Regions from separate parts of the Homo sapiens genome. Here region 1 is linked to region 2. A link is an interaction called in ENCODE POLR2A ChIA-PET data of the cell type or tissue named here. Cell type or tissue: GM12878. All regions are shown on one strand. Links, peaks and the distances in the headings refer to the core of each region. The heading gives the core; the rest is flanking DNA.

Region 1 (8,029 bases), core at 3,377-5,876, 370 kb before region 2:
TGTTAAAAAGCAGGTGTGGCCTATCTCAAGAATATCCAGGGGCAGCTAGAAAACGTGTGAAATTCCTAAGACATGGCTAAAGTGGGCACATTCATCTGGTGGGGATGTGCCTCGAGGTCAATGACCTCACACTGGTACACACTTCCCCGCACCCCCTCATCTCAGCATGCAGGGCCACCAGTTTGGTGGCCAGGTGGTTTTGTTAGTTGGTGGGATCATGGTCGTGTTGTCCCCCTGGGGTGGGTGAGAGATAGCAGGGCTGGGGCCACCTATTTATTGCAATTCTTTCTACTATGGGGGTAGTCACGGGCTCCACTCAGGTCTAAGCTTTGCTGTCCCTAACAACATGTGCAGGGCCTTCTGAGGAAGGATGGAGCGCTTCCCGAGACACTGCAGGCCTATCGGGCACCCTCTCTGCCCCCAGCTGGGACTGAGTCTACCCTGCCCATGCGGCTCCCCTCCCAGATGCTCTCCTCTGACTCACGTGGCTCAGAGCCCTGGGAGACTCTGCTTCAGGCTCCAAAGCAACTCCTCTTCTTGAAGCCTTCCCCAGCCTCGTGAGACCAGGTTCCACCCCGCCCTCTAGGGCCCTGACTCCTGCCCCTTTCTCCTCTCCTGGTATCCGGGTCCTTGCTCTGCTTCTCAGCCTCCTAAGATGGCTGGGCTTGGGTCCTCTGTGCCAGGAAAAGGCCACCCCTGCCAGGGCTGGGGCATGCCCAGCAGAGAAAGAGCTCCACAGCGCTGTGGCTATTCCCCTATTCCCCACAGCCATCCACACTGCCCGTGCCCACTACCTGGCAGCCCTGCATGGGAGCCTAGCTCAGAAGCCCAAGACACATAGCTGTGGGTTCAGCGCCCAGCATCTGGAGGATACTGCTGAAGTGACACAGAGCAGCCCCATCTCAGGAGCCTTCAAGACACAATAGCCTCCCGGGAGCTCTCAGGGTACTCAGTGGCAACAAGATGCTCCACCTCTGGGCTGCCCCTGCCCTCAGCCTGTGCCGACCCTGCTAGCCCCAAGTCCTGCCCCCAGCACAGGCCAGGTACTCAGCAGGGTCATCACTGTTCTGGAAATCCCCTTGCAGGGCATAGAAAGTTCTCAGCGAACACCCATGGAGTAAAACAAGAGGCGGCCTTCACCCTTAGGTGGATTGTAATATTTTAGCACTAAATGCAAAAAGTTCTTTTATGATGGATGCTACAAGATGTAGTTGATGGCTGATAAGAAACATGAAAGTACATGTGCAACCAGTCAGCAATGGTATGTATGTAGGTAGGTAGGTAGGTAGGTAGGTAGGTAGGTAGGTATGTATGTACCTACCTACTTACCTACTTTAGAGATGAGGTCTCACTCTGTCACCCAGGCTGGAGTGCAGTGGTGTGACCACAGCTTGCAGCAGCCTTGAACTCCTGGGCTCAAGCAATCCTCCCGCCTCAGCCTCCAAAGTAGCTGGGACTACAGGCACGTGCTACCACACCCAACTAAGTTTTTAAATTTTTTGTAGAGATGAGGTCTCACTATGTTTCCCAGGCTGTGTGCTGGATTTTGGAAACTGCGTCAAGAAGGGTGGTGGGGAGGGACTGGCCTCCTCTCCAGAGCTCTAGGCACACAAGGACCTCTCATATCCTGCAGTCACTGGCCAGACCAAAGAGGCAGGGAGGGTCCCAGGAGGGAACCCACTACAAACTGTCCCAGTCATCCTGCCAGGCGCTTATGTCCAACCTCGAGCCCTGGGCCTGTTCTGCAAAAGCCTGAGTTGATGTTCTGGGTGGCTGTCAAACATGAAAGGCCTCTTCCTCTCCATCTCTGTCTCCCTTTCTCTCACACAGGCACGCCCCCGCCCAACATGGAGAAGCCCCATCTTTCCTCTAGGCACCTTTTTGGGCACCTGATTCCCTGGGATTCTGGCAAAGGCCCGAGAGTTCTCCCGGACCTTGTGCTTCTTGAGCCCAGGTGCCTCCCACTCAGTAGTTGGTTCCAGGCTCCTCACCTGATCCCACCGTGGAGGCACCTGGGCTGCTTCAAAAGCCCAGATTCCTGGCTCCAGCAATGGGAGTGAGAGGGGTTTCCCAGAGGATTCTGACACTTGGTCTGAGTGACGAACTCTCGTGTAGATGACGTGTTCCCCTTGCTACACCGACGGCATAGCAGTGAGGAACAGTGGAGAAAGGGCATATGTATGGGCTTGAGGTCAGAAGTTCCTGCTCTCACCTGCTGGATGGCACGTGACTTAACCTCTCTGATCTTGGTTTCCTCATTCACAAAACAGGGATGCCACCACCTAACTGACAGGGGCCAGGAAAGGCTGGTGGGTAGTGAAACCAGCTTAGGCCTCTTGCCTCCCCTCTGCCCATGTCCTCTTCCTGGAGTGCAGCCTCTCTCTACCTCATTCCGTCTCTCTCTGCAAATCCTGGTTGGGAATCTCCTCTCCAAACACCGAGGCAGGGCAGGCCCTCGGCAATCACACCCCCCAGCCCTCACCCCTCATGGCTGACCAAAGGAGGGGAGGTGGGGCCGAGGGCTGAGCCCCTCCCTTCCTGTGAACTTTTAAATCACAAGACGATGACGCTGTCTGGTTTTAAGTCCTGTGACTCCAGGACCTTCCAGGCAGAATCACTTATCTACACCTGCGGAGCATGTAATAGTTTACACAATGATTTCTCATTAACCCATGGGGCAGAAAATCTCCGCTTCACAACAGAAATGGAAGGGCACCCATGATGCCACAGTGCCTGGTCACGGTCTCTCCTTGGCCAAAGACCACCCTTCTGCCACCCCTGGCTCCACAGCCTCTGCCTCACTTTCGGGGCCTGTCACTGTGGAGACTGCAGGGCCCCTCCATCCTCCCTCCCACCTGGCTCCCCCAGACAAGCGCTCCCAGCCTGCAGTCCCTCCCCCAGGTCTCTGCCCCCAGCCCCTCTCCCTACACAAGCAGAGCAATCCTTCTAAACCATCTCACCCTCCTCACCTCCTCCCTGATCCCACCCAGGCTCAGGCCTTCCTGAGTGGCTCCTGGTCAGCAGCATCCTAAGCTCCTTACTCAGCCTGGCTGTCCAGGCCACTGGTGATTTGGTCCTCATAACCCTCCATACCAGCTCACACCACACCCATTCACACCCACCACTGGCCACAACCATTCACACCTGCCACCAGCCACACCCATTCACACCCACCACTGGCGACGCCCATGTTGGCACAAGCAGCTCCCTGCAGCAATCCCAGCTGTCCTTGTGTCTCTGAGCACCAAGAGCTGTCTCTTACCCCTGGCTTGCCCAGAGCCTGGCTCTGTCCCTTGACTGAGCAGGTACAGTGGCTATGGTGAGGCGAGGTGCTAGGGCACTCACCTGTGGCCTTCTTGAGGACAGGGGTGTGTTTTATTGGTTATTTATCCCTCTATCCACCCATTCACCCAAGCAGTTACAGAAGGCTATATGCCAGACACGTCAACAACTGACACGGTGACACTCGACGTGTAAAAACAAGTGTACAGTTTACCTTAAGAACATCTTGCTTGCACTTTTCTATTTTGTCTTGCAATTTCTTGAGCTGTTCAGGGTTGAGGGATGGGTCTGCCTTGCTGTTGGCTTCTCGTGAGATAGCCAGCTTCTCCTCTTTGCACGCTGCATGGTGGGCTTTCTTTGCTGCTTCTACCTACAGGGAGAATGAGTTCCTGAATGCCATGTCACTGGGAGTTCAGGATCCTCACTAGAAGTCACACAGACCATGGGAATGCTTGTGCTACCAAGAGGGGAGAAAAAGGCAGGTACAAAATTGTATGTATACTATCATAGCAACCAGTCACAACAGGAACGCACTCAACACATATTCATGGAGTACTTGCTTGTCCTGTGCATGGTTCGAGGCACCAGGAACACAGCAAGAAACACAAGGTCTTTGTGAAGCTTTCATTTGAGTTGCAGGAGGCAGATACAGTATAGGAAAAGTTACATGCCAGAGTCAATTAGAGGGCATTAAGTGTAGGGGAGGACAACTGAGACGGAGCATGGGGTGGGTGGAGAAAGCCACTGAGATGACATGGAACACGCACATGGAGCACGCACATGGAACACGCACATGGAGGGGTTATGGGCATCCCAGGAAGACCATGCCAGGCCGCAGGATCGGCAAATACAAAGAAAGTTCCAAGGAGGAACCCAGCATGAGAGAGAGGACCATACTAGGGGGCAGGGCCATCAGCCACATTTCCTCTGGTTTTAATGGTTTTTACACACACACACACACACACACACACTCTTAACAGATCCTTCCTTATTTGAGCCAAAGCCACAAATTTCATTCTAGAGGGAAGGAGGAGTTTATTAGCAAAGGCCTCATGAGACACAGACAGTTTCATTATGAATGGGGCCAGGGACAAAACAGAAGAGAAAGGAGATGTGACAAAAGCTAAGACACAGAGAAAAGGAGACACAGAGAAAACCATCCGGAAGGACAGAGGCATGTTCTGGATGATTCTGAGGCGGAGGAAGGCAGCGCAAGGCCAGAGAACATCTGGGTGTTGGGGGTGGCACATCTACCGTCTACTCCATTCCAGCTAGGAATGGGGGGCGAGGCTGCAGGCAGGGGCGGGGCACACAAGCTGAGGGCTGGGGTGGACAGATGACAGCCTCCAACTAGCCAAGGCTCGACAAAACTCAATGGCTTTGGTTGCTACTTTTAGAAAAACAGGTATCAATGTTTGAAATTTTGGGATAAAAACCTATGCAAGAGAAAGAAAAATGTAAACTAGTTCTTTCTATCGTCAAAGGGACTTGAAAAAAAAATAAAGTGAAAGCAAGTTTATTGAGAAAGTAAAGGAATAAAGAAAGGCTACTGCACACGCAGAGCAGCCAAAGGGACTTTTTTTTTTTTTTTTGAGACAGAGTCTCCCTCTGTCACCAGGCTGGAGTGCAGTGGCGTGATCTCAGCTCACTGCAACTTCCACCTCCTGGGTTCAAGTGATTCTCCTCCCTCAGCCTCCTGAGTAGCTGGAACTACAGGTGCCCGCCACCACGCCCTGCTAATTTTTGTACTTTTAGTAGAGATGGGGTTTCATCATGTTGGCCAGGATGGTCTCAATCTCCTGACCTCGTGATCCGCCTGCCTCAGCCTCCCAAAGTGCTGGGATTACAGGCGTGAGCCACCGCGCCCGGCAAGGACTTTTAAGTCTCCAGCAGACACTTCCCCAGGGTTGGGAGAAGTACTGTTAGTGGTTAAGAGCTTGGGCTTTGAGCTCTACCACCAATGTATGGTTCTGATCCTCAGTTACCAAATCTGTAAAATGTGTTGGTAGGATCAAATTTAAAGAATGCCCTGTAATTCCAGCACTTTGGGAGGCCAAGGTGGGTGGATCACCTGAGGTCAAGAGTTCGAGACCAGCCTGGCCAACATGGTGAAACCCCGTCTCTACTAAAAATACAAAAATTAGCAGGGTGTGGTGGCATGTGCCGGTAGTCCCAGCTACTCGGAGGGCTGAGGCAGAATTGCTTGAACCCAGGAGGCACAGGTTGCAGTGAGCTGAGATTGCACCACTGCACTCCAGCCTGGGAGAGAGAGTGAGACTTTGTCTCAAAAAATAAAAATAAAAAATTTAAAGAATGCACATAGAGCATTCAGCATCTTCAACCTGGGTAAATGTCAACTACCATGGGCTTCTAGCCTGAGGAGTGGCTTCATCTCTACCAGGTCTGGCCTCCTGTGCCTACAGCCAGTGGCAGGAAGTCCTAGGTGCAGGAGGTGGTGCTGCTAGTGGGGTGCCAGGCAGAGCAAGGCCGGGCAGGGAAGCCTGCAGGACAGATGTACCTCTTTCAGCTTCTTGGCCCAGGGCTTCTGTGCCTTCCGAAAGCCGTCCTCAGCTTCCTTGGTCTCCTTGAAGCCGCCCATCATCTGCTTGTGAAAGGCTTCCTTCTGCCAGTTCTTGATCTTCTCGAAGTCATCGTTCATCAGTGAGGCCTTCACCTCGAGGTGCAGCTCGCTCACCCTCTCTGCCTCGGACATGAAGGCCATCCAGGCCTTCTCCACGGTCCCGTACTGGGGCCCTGTGCAGGGGAGAGAAGCTGCGGGTCACTCAGCGCCGGCCATGGTGGGGTCTGCTCTGCTCACACCTCGGCTGTTCAATGTGGCCATTTAGACCACAGAGGGTTTCCTTTCAGGGTTTCAGATATTTTTCTCTCAGGGACTCTGTGCCTTTTTCAGTTCCCAAAGCTGAATTTGCTCTGCCCCTCGTGTTAGGAAAATTGGGGGATTACATGCCTTTCCTTTATTTTTATTTTTGGGATGGAGTTTCGCTCTTATTGTCCCGGCTGGAGTGCAGAGACGTGATCTTGGCTCACTGCAAACTCTGTCTCCCAGGTTCAAGAGATTCTCCTGCCTCAGCCTCCCGAGTAGCTGGGATTACAGGTGCCCGCCACCACGCCTGGCTAAATTTTTGTATTTTTAGTAGAGACGGGGTTTCACCATGTTGGCCAGGCTGGCTGATCTCGAACTCCTGACCTCAGGTGATCCATTCGCCTCGGCCTCCCAAAGTGCAGGGATTACAGGCGTGAGCCACCGCGCCCGGCCATGCCTTTCCTTTATTTAAAGCCACTGAACTCTATAAAAACTCAAATTTCCACATCTTAGAAGTCTTAATTTACTTAAAGGTGGCCAGAGAAGGGGGGACCTTCTGAAGTGAGCAGATGCTTCTCCCAGGTGTTGGGCACCCACCCACACCATGCCAACGCTTCTCCTGGCATGGCTCCTATCAGCCCTGCTTGGCCCCTGGCTAGCCCTGCACTGCCTTCCTCTGCAGGACTGTGTTCATTCACTCCCAGAAAGAGCCTGGCTCTGAGCACAAGCTTGAGAACACTGTGGAATGAGGACTGTCCCCTCAGCAGAATGGAAGCCCATCCTGCAGGAGGAAGGAGAGGAGGAAGCAGGAGCCTGCTCTGGACCAGTATGGCAGGAGGGGCTGAGTCGCCTCTCCCTACTCACTGTTCTCAGTCCCCGAGGCTCAGGAAGGAAGCCCTAATCCAGGCTGGCATTTCTATTCAGGGGGTAGGGTGGGGTGGCGTGAGGCTGGAGGGAGGGAGAGCCACAACGGAGCCGGGGCAGAAATCGAGAAGATCCATGGCTGGTCTTCAAGGTGGTCACAGGGACAGTGACCAAGTGCGCTGAGTCATGACAGAGGTGGGCTGAGGGGAGGGCAGGCTGTGAGAACCCAGAGGGGGACACGTGACTCTGGGGCTTGGAGACAACAGAGAACAGCCCCGGAAGTTGGACCTCTCTGTGCCTTCGTGTCTACAAAATGAGCACATTCCTGTCCTGTCCACAACGTTACAGCCAGACCCACAAGGTGAGGGTGGTAAGGGTGCTCTGTAAACCTCAAGCTCTGACTGACAGCTTGATCCTGGGAGAGGGGCTGCAGCAGGTGGAAACGAAATGACGACACTGCCACCGACCAAGGGAGCTGACCTATCCTAGGCCCCTCCTCTGCCACGTGCCTGCTCCACAGCCTGGGCACATACCCTGCCCTAAGGACTGTGCTAAGCCCACACAAACAACCCATGTCAGCATCACGGGAAAGGACAGGCAGCTGGACTAGACCTGGCTTGCTTGGGACCTGGCTCCCCTGATTGGCTGAGGACAGCTGGGGCTGAGGACAGCTGGTCAGCACAGGAAAGCCTGCCCCAAAACACACCTTGAGAAACCCACACTGCTCTGCTTCTGTGCCGGAAAGGCTGTAATCAGTCAAGTTCCCCTTCCCTGCTGGGAAGTGTGTTCTAAGCATGGCCCCTGTCCACACAACAGTGGCACTAATAAAGCTACAGAATCTTCTGAGCTTTTCGGTGGGGACAGAAGGGGGTGAAACCTCTGCCATACAACACCTGTAATTATTCCCTTAAAATGTAAACTCAGAAAGACTGCCAGGTGTTGCCAGCTAGTCTTATCTGACCTGCTACATGGCCAAGTTTAAAAATAAACAGCTCTCAGTGTTAGAAACTAAGGTGCCAAGCGGCAAGGCCTTCCACGTGATAGGAACTTACCCGAGTT
Region 2 (8,029 bases), core at 2,013-4,512:
TTCCTGGAATGCAAGTGACTTCAAGGACTAGAGCGAATGCCTCAGAGCTAACTTCTCACCAACCTTGTCTCATTAACCTCACAGAAGCAGCCAAAGCTGGGCTCGCTGGGCAGCTGCCTGTGCAGGCCCTTCACGGGAGGCCTCAGGCCCCAGAAATCACATCGGGCTCTCCATACCTTGGTGATATTCAGCCACCCACGGAGAGGGTGGGACTGCTGTTTCTTAAGCCAGCACATATTCCAGGCAAGGGTTGAGCCCTTCCCTGGCGGGGGCAGCTGGGGTGAGGGTTGTGGGGGGTGTCCTAGCTGCTCACAGGGCCCTGCCTAGTCCCTGACCTCTCGCACCAGGCTGGCGCTCAGAAGATGCTCTCTGAGCAAACTCCTCCTTGTAGTGCTTGTGTCAGATGTACTATGGGGTCAGGGAGCAAGCCGCCCACAGTCAGGCCACCTGCAGCCTCTCCCTGGCACTGGGCTCAAGGCCCAGTTGGAGCAGGCCCTCGGCCTGTCTTCTGCCTAAGAGAATGCACTGTCCTTCTGGCCAGGGCTATCCACAACCCTGCTGACGCCATGCATTTTTGACCTTGGCCTTTCTCGTGAGGAAACTCAGATCACACAACACGGGGGACTGGGAAAGCTGGAGTCAGCATTTCTGTTCTGAGGTGGCCGGGGGCAGAAGACTTCTCTGCAGCTAAAGGAATCCATCTGGTGTGGAGACGGGGCCTGGATGGAGCCCTGGGGCTGGAGGCTGGCACTTCCAATCGAGACTGCCCGTTTGGTCCTGCCCTGGGTGACAGTATACAGGCTTATCTTGGCCACCCCACAGGAAAGAGCCAGGAACACAGAGAAAGGTGGTCCGCCTCTTGGACCATACCTGGGACAGAAGGAAGCACCTTCACTTTGAAGAATGGATGAATCACATCTGGTACACGTGGGTCCCCAGGGCCTTGGTGACTATTCTAGGAGACCATGAGTTGGGAAAGGTATGGCAAGGCACCCACAGGAGAGCTGATGACAACTGAGAGGATCAGTGACTGTGGATGATGGACCAACAAGGGCCAGCTGTCCTCTCCACAGAAAGATGGGTGGAAGAACGGTCATTTTCTTTATGACAGCGGGGCAGCCTCAGTCTCTCATTTCCACAGCTAGGGTGAGGACCACCTTCTCTATTGGGAGTTGGAACTGGACACTTCTCCCTAGCATTTTTCTGCATTAGAATGTGGGCTTGATATGAGGCACTTGTCTCTTGCCAGAGATGGAAAGTGCTTCCAGCAGTCTTCTTTGGCTCTTTGTAAAAAGGGCAAATATGACATCGCTTTGGGTATCCCTGGTGCCCTCATCTCCCACGAGGAGAGGCCCACCCCACCATCTCCCCCACGTAGCTGTGGGGAGGATGCACTGGCTCCCAAGCTTCTGAGTTCAGCCATCGTTCTACTTGGTTTCCTGGCTCCTACTCCTACTGGGGAATGGGGTGACCCCATTAAGAGGCTGGACTACACGTGGGCCCCGTAGGCAGACCACCAAGCAGATCCTGAAATGGTGTCTTTGGCCAGAGGCCTCATTCAGCCCAGATCTCCCAGAATATCACCATCTGCAGTTAGCCTTGCAGGGGTCAAATTGTGAGTTCTGATCTTTACATTTTATTTTAGAGATGGGGTCTTGCTGTATTGTCCAAGCTGGACTCAAAGTCGGGCTAGAGTGATCCTCTGGCTTCTGCCTCCCAAGAAGCTGGGACTATAGGTGTGCAGAGTTCTGATCTTTGGTCCCGGAAAAAAGGTCAGCACAGCCCGGAATGGGACCACTTCAGAACCATACTCTTTTCCTTCTTTGTACTACTCATTACCAGGGGCTTCCCAGGCCCATCGAGAAACCTGGTCCTGTAGACCTCTGTGCCACGGCCCCACCATTCCTGCTGGACAGCTTAGGCTCAGGGGCTGCCATAAGATCCAGCCCAGCTCCTGGGGCTACACTGGTGGTGTCGTGCTTGGTGCGGAAAACCCCAAGGCTAGGGTTTACAACCCTTGTCCCTTATGCCCTATCAGGCCCCTTCCACAGGCCCTGCCCTTCTCTCCACCCCATGGGGCTGGGGACCCTCCCTGGCCAAAGTCCAGCAGACTGGACAGACCCTCCAGAAAGTAATGGCAGGAGACGCACGGGACGTTTGACCCATTTGTCTCCCTCTACCTACGTGTGCAGTCCTTCTGGTTTTGGGCAAGGTCAAAGCCGGGCCTGCAGTCGCAGGCCACCCCACCTTTGGGCGTCTCCCGGCAGATGTGGGCACAGCCATGGTCTTTGTTCATGCAGTTCATACCCTCTGGGAAGAGAGACAGACAAGAGACGGGTTGAAGACCAGGCAGAGAGGGAGAGAGAAAATTTCAGGCTGAAAGGGGATAGCCAATGATATGTAACAATCAAATGGGCTGTCATTGCATGTATCATGCACACACACGCACTTGCGCACACACACATATGCGTGTGTGCAGCAGCCATCTACATGGATATCCCTTAGGGAGAAAGCAAGGGCACGGTGCCTGGGTCTAGATTCAGGCTTTGCTCTGTGAGTTGCACTGTAAATGGCACCTCGTGACCCACGGAGACCAAGCTCTTGCTCTAGGTCAGATTGTGGGGCATGGTCTGTAGAACTACTTTTGTGTCAGGGTGATTTGCTCCCCTCTCCCGAGCCACCCATGGTTCTAGGGTACCCCCCACCCGCCCAGCAGACTGGATCTCCCCTCTCTGTCTGCCTGGAGTGGCTCATACCCCCTTCCGTTGACCTCAGTTGATGTTTATCTTCCTGGTGATTTGTGAGGCGTTTCTAGAATTTATGAGGTCAGGGGTCAAGTGAGAGGTTGTAGGTCACAAGTCCATCAAGAGGCCAAGGCAGATGAAAGGGAAGCGCCTCTGTCTGCCAACCCACCAGCTCTGTGACCTGCCTTCCACCTCCACCCACAGGAAGCTCAGGCAGGAGTGAAGCCGGCTCGGGGAGCGGCAGTGAAGGCTGCAGACGGCGAACACGCACAGGGCAACCTCCTTCCCCCGGGACACACCGGCCTCTTGTTCCAAGGGAGGACTGGCTCAATCCTGACCCCGTCCACTTTAAATACGGGTATGCAGCAACACAGAATAGATTTAAGAACACAAACACCCTGCTAGTTGTAATAAAGACAAAAACGTCTAAAGTTAAAAATCAAACAAACAAATGGAAATGAGGAAGCCTGCATTTTGCCCGGCACTGTAACTCCTGGTTTCACCTGATTTTGCGACTCATATTTCCTCACCTTGATTTTCTCACTAATCAATCAAATTGTTGGAATGACGCAGAGTCTAACTAAGCAACGAGTTAGCACGGAAAGCGCTTTCATGCTGCTGCCCTGCACAGAAGCTGCAAGTTCACACGGAAAGACCCTTTCCGCTGGCTCGATTCCAAAACAGCATCAGCGCCTGAGTCACACAGATAGTGGCGTGCGGTCAACGCTTAACAGCCGGCAGGGGTGGAGGCTGATTTGCAGTATTTACCAATTTACGTGGGATAAATACGCCAGCCACGGCTAATTTCAAGGTACCAGGGAGATGTCGCCAAGGGTAGAGCTGGGAACAAATGTGCACAGTTGGCTCTCACAAGCTGAGACAAGCCAGCCATAGCACGTCCCTTTCTTAGAAAGGTCGTTGTAAAGTCAGGCAGATGTAGGTGTGAATCTGGCTTCCTTCCTGGCTGTGGCCTGGGAGACAACTGCTTCCCTTTTCTGAGCCTAATCTTAGAAGGGGCAGGATCACCTCTGTCTCACAGAGGAGCTGTGCAAATTAAATCCAGTTACAGACAGGAAATGCCAGGCAATAAGAGACGAGGTCTGTCTGTGGGGGCACTGGCTCTTGAGGCCGGTGTCTCTCCTGCAGGTCTGGAGACAGCGTGGCTCCTCCCTGGGGCCTGGCTGGACCGGGTGGCCAGAGGCGGCTCTCGGTAGAGAAACCTTCCCAGGCTACTGAGACATATTCAGTCCCTCATCAGGTCCTCTGGGAGCCTCCTGCCCTGGTAAGGGTTTGGCCAGTGGGTGGTGGCCAGCAAGCCATCTCCCTGACCGTTACTGACAGCTGTTGTCGGCGGTGGGCTGAGTCCAGGGTCGCCCCCTTCATCCCTGTTCATTTGGCTTCCATGGCTCCCTGCTGTTCCAGCTTCTTCACAGCTGTACACACTCCACGGTTCGCCATCCCACAATGCCTGCTGGGCAGCCCCCGAGGGTGCTCCATCTCCCCTTGCTGCTCCTTCCTCCTGGGCCGGACACCCTCTCCTATCTTCCATAAACTAAATCCTAGGCCTGCCTCAAACTCCACCAGTTCCCCAAAGCCTCCTGGCTCCTGCCTTCTACTCCCTGTGTCTCCCCATGCCACCACCCATGTGAATTTCCTAGGGCTGTCCTATGGCCGGCACAGGAGATCAATGCTGTAAGCAGATCTGTGCTTTCTTCCTGAGCTGGGAAGAGCCCAAGGGCCCTTGTTTGGCAAAGGCTTATAGATGATGAAGAAAGGGAGATTGAATTTCCATTCCCAGCCAAAGAATCACAGTTTACAAGAAGCCTTGCTAATCATCACCAACCATACATTTGTCACTGGGGAGCTGATGCACGCCGGAGCCCTGGGTAATGGAATATTAAGCCCTAGAGGTCTTTCAGTTTTCTCCCTCGTCGTGGACTTGCCATCAAGTGATCTTTCTTCTTGAGACTCTAAAGACTTTAACACTGAGCCAAGATGTTGTTGTTTTCTTGGTGAAGGACACTTTGGGGACGTACTCTAGCATGACTATGGACTGCAGTAACCCACAGTCAATAAGACACTAAGCAACAGAATCGCAGAGCTGGGAAGGGTGAGCCCCAGGCCCTATCTGTAGTCAGCTGGTCTCAAAGGTCTCTACTTTACCTCTCAACAACTTGGGGAAGAGGGTGGAGCCCTTCGTCTCCCACCTAAAGACCCTGAGGTAGAACTGAGGTCCTGTGATTAGCCATCCTCACTCAACACCCCACGGTAGGCCCCCTGCACGCTGCCTCTCACCCAGCATCCCCAGCACGGGAGCCCCCACTGGCTCTGCAACGGAGAGCAAGGGACGGGCCAGTGATTGTTAGTGGGACTGGCTTCAGGACCTCTTTACATTCCTGACAATTATAAAGGAGCCCAAATCGCTCTGATGGACGTGTTTATGTGTTACAGCTATCGAGACTGGCTAGATACTACAGAGAGAAATTTACATTTACTTATTAACTTATTTAAAAACAAGATAAAAAACTTGTTACATGGGGGTGGGCATGGTGGCTCACGCCTGTAATCCCAGCACTTTGGGAGAGCGAGGCGGGGGGAATCACCTGAGGTCAGGAGCTCGAGACTAGCCTGGCCAACGTGGTAAAACCCCGTCTCTACTAAAAATACAAACATTAGCCAGGTGTAGTGGTGCAAGCCTGTAATCCCAGTTACTTGGGAGGCTGAGGCAGAAGAATTGCTTGAACTCAGGAGGTGGAGGCTGCAGTGAGCTGAGATTGCGCCATTGCACTGCAGCCAGGGCGACAGAGTGAGACTCCATCTCAAAGAAAAAAAAAATATTACATGTTAGCACAAGTCATATATTTGTATTAAAAGCTATATTTTCCAGAACAAGGAGGGTGCCCTGAGATGCCCCAGTCAGGCCCGCGCGAGCCAGGCTCACCCGCTGCATGGTGAGGCTGTGGTCAGGCTGGAGTCTGCTCAGCTTGAGTGCTTCTGAGGCGCCTCCTCCCCGAGAAGGGTGGTTGGGGGAGCATCACTATCACATTTCAAAATGACCCTACAACCACTGCAAGGATGGCTGCTACTGCCTGGCCTGGGGGCTGACTGTGGCTTCCGAAGCACTCATCAGCTCCTCTGTCAGCTGCATTGCTTTCACCTCCACTCACGGGCAACACTGGCTTTTGGAGGCCACAAGCAGATAGGCTCCGTGGCTGGCGGAACCACAGAAGGTCAGGGTTGGACCCCTCCCTGCAGCGCATCTTGTCTGTCTATCTTATAGAGACAGAAAATGAGCCCCTGAGATGGGAAATCAATGTCCCAGCACATACAGCAGGGCTGGAAGCTGGGCCACTGGGCTCCCAGCCTAAGTTCTCCTACCTTGGGGTCACTCGGCTACACCTGTGGGACCCAGATGGCTAATAGGGAGCAGACGTTTCCTGGGGGGAACCGATTTGGGAACCTGGTGCAGAGTGGGCGACTACACGGTGCCTGTTACTGGCCACTGTTTCCAGACGTAAGAGCCCAGCGAAATCCAAGGCCAGTTCAGATGCTACGTCCCCTGAAGCTCTCGGAGCAGCCCCTCCACGAAGCACATACCCTGGCTCCTCTTTTGACCTTCCACGGCTGTTACTGGCAGGCCCTGAGTGTGAGGACAAAGCCTCCGCTCCCCTGCAGCACAGGATGTCTGTTTTCTCGGCTGTGAAATGGGGATGTAATAATCTTTGCCCCTGAGAGTTGCTGGGAAGCTGAAACGAGGTGACAATATCGAGGGAGACACAGGGAGGGTCTTGGTAGAGCAAGGCTGCTACGACAGCACTCCTATCTGCCCTTGCTTCATTCTGCCTCGTAGGAAATCGGAATAGTTGCTTCCGTCACACTCTTTCCTGCCAACCGTGGGTAACCCGTTGGGGAGACATGAGCTTCATTCTTTTCAGTATCACGAGTACCCAGCACAGGGCCTGGCACAGGGTTAGGGATCTGCAAACAGTGGGTGAAAGAAGGAAAGGGAAGAATGAGTGGGGAAAGAGAGGGGAGAATGGAAAGGGAGAGAGGAGGGAGCAAGGAAGGAAGAAGAGAGAAAGAAAGCCCCCTATTTCGGAACAGATGAAGCGGGTTGTCTGTTATTTTAGGAGGCAAGGCTAGAATTTTGAAAATGCTCTTATGGCATCCCTAGCTGCGTGTGCTAGAAACACAGCGCTTCGGATGCCTGATGTGGGAAATTCGCAGCACATGATAAAGGCTCTGAGAAGTCCTGCGGTCCCTGTGGAACAGTCCCTTCCCCCTCACTTAACACAGCATGCTGGACAGGAAGAGACCCCAGCACTAGCAGGGTCTAAGGGTGGCCCATTCTAGCTCCTCACCAGACAGATAAAGCAACAGTGACACAGCGACCAGGGTGGCAGGCTGGGGCAGGGATAAGGCACTGGCCCCACCCACTGGAGCACCTGCGGTATCCTCTGTGCCTCCGAACCTCAGAGGGAGAGCGGGTGGCATGCCCTCTCTGCCCTCTCCCAGAGGGGCCATCTGAGGGCAGTGAGCTAACGGGAAGGAATGCCAACTCATCCCCTCCTGCAGGTGGTATCTCTGGGTGGCAGCTGGGGCCATGAGGGCTAAGTTGAGATTTGAAGGGGAAAAGGTGAACCCTGAGGCACGTGAGGTGCTGGGTTCCAAGCCCTTCTGCTCTAGGGATGGGCCTGGGCTCCAGATGGGAAAGGACTCTGTGGGTCTGTGACTCTACCCCCTCTGCTGTGAGCTTGGAAGGACCCCCCGGGCCTCCTCCAGCTCCCCTGAGCCAGCCAGGTCCATGCAGCCAGTGGCAGCTGCAGGCTGTGTCCACCGATGCCAGCCTGTGAGCTCTTCCAGAGCAGGGGCCCAGTCTACTCAGGCCCAACCCCAAGCCCCAGGCCCAGAGCAGGCTTCTGTGAGCCTGAGGGACGGAAGGGCCCCAGTTCAAACTCCGTCCTCCTGTGGCTCCCGGATTTGTGTCACGTCTGCTCTTGGGAGCCATAGGACAGCTCCCTTGACCTAGATATGGGGAGAACCATGGAGAGGCAAGTTCAGCAGAGAGCCCTGCTGGTCTCCCCTTCTTAATGGGAAGTGAGATAGAATTTCAGAGTCATTCCCAGAAATCCTGGTCTTCAGAGGCCTGATGCCCGTCAGGCCAGGCGGCCCGCCAGGTCGAATCTAATCTGATCCAACCACCCAAATCCAATTACATGCTACAAACTCAGACCAAGTGTCTCCTTGGTGCCCAAGATGGGCCAGGGAGCAAGGAGAGGACAGAT

Evidence for each region. ChIA-PET counts read pairs that join two places held together with the same protein. Peaks named below come from ENCODE experiments on the same cell type or tissue, not always from the same donor. Only the 100,000 strongest peaks of a DNase experiment are listed, where the experiment ranks them.
Region 1: POLR2A ChIA-PET joins it to region 2 with 20 read pairs; 1 of 35 experiments calls an interaction of 5 or more read pairs at or near these places.

The regions. Positions count from the first base shown.
Region 1 is chr22:42,885,147-42,893,175 of GRCh38, forward strand. PACSIN2 (protein kinase C and casein kinase substrate in neurons 2) reads right to left here. Exons shown (of 11, transcript NM_001184970.3): 4 at 5,801-6,036; 5 at 3,497-3,652. Among named protein-coding and RNA genes, the nearest start is that of ARFGAP3, 32 kb to the left of the region's middle. RefSeq lists enhancers at 4,640-4,699, 7,877-7,976. In GM12878, for the core only: no CTCF peak of the experiment used is centred there; a DNase peak (open chromatin) is centred at 4,345; H3K4me3 peaks cover 873 bases; H3K27ac peaks cover 2,281 bases.
Region 2 is chr22:43,260,536-43,268,564 of GRCh38, forward strand. SCUBE1 (signal peptide, CUB domain and EGF like domain containing 1) reads right to left here. Exons shown (of 22, transcript NM_173050.5): 5 at 2,185-2,310. LOC124905129 (a long non-coding RNA gene) reads left to right here. Exons shown (of 2, transcript XR_007068120.1): 2 at 1-3,188. Among named protein-coding and RNA genes, the nearest start is that of SCUBE1-AS1, 11 kb to the right of the region's middle. RefSeq lists enhancers at 2,871-4,070, 3,277-3,556, 3,482-3,983, 3,577-3,626, 3,984-4,483. In GM12878, for the core only: no CTCF peak of the experiment used is centred there; DNase peaks (open chromatin) are centred at 2,856, 3,406 and 3,716; H3K4me3 peaks cover 1,087 bases; H3K27ac peaks cover 1,485 bases.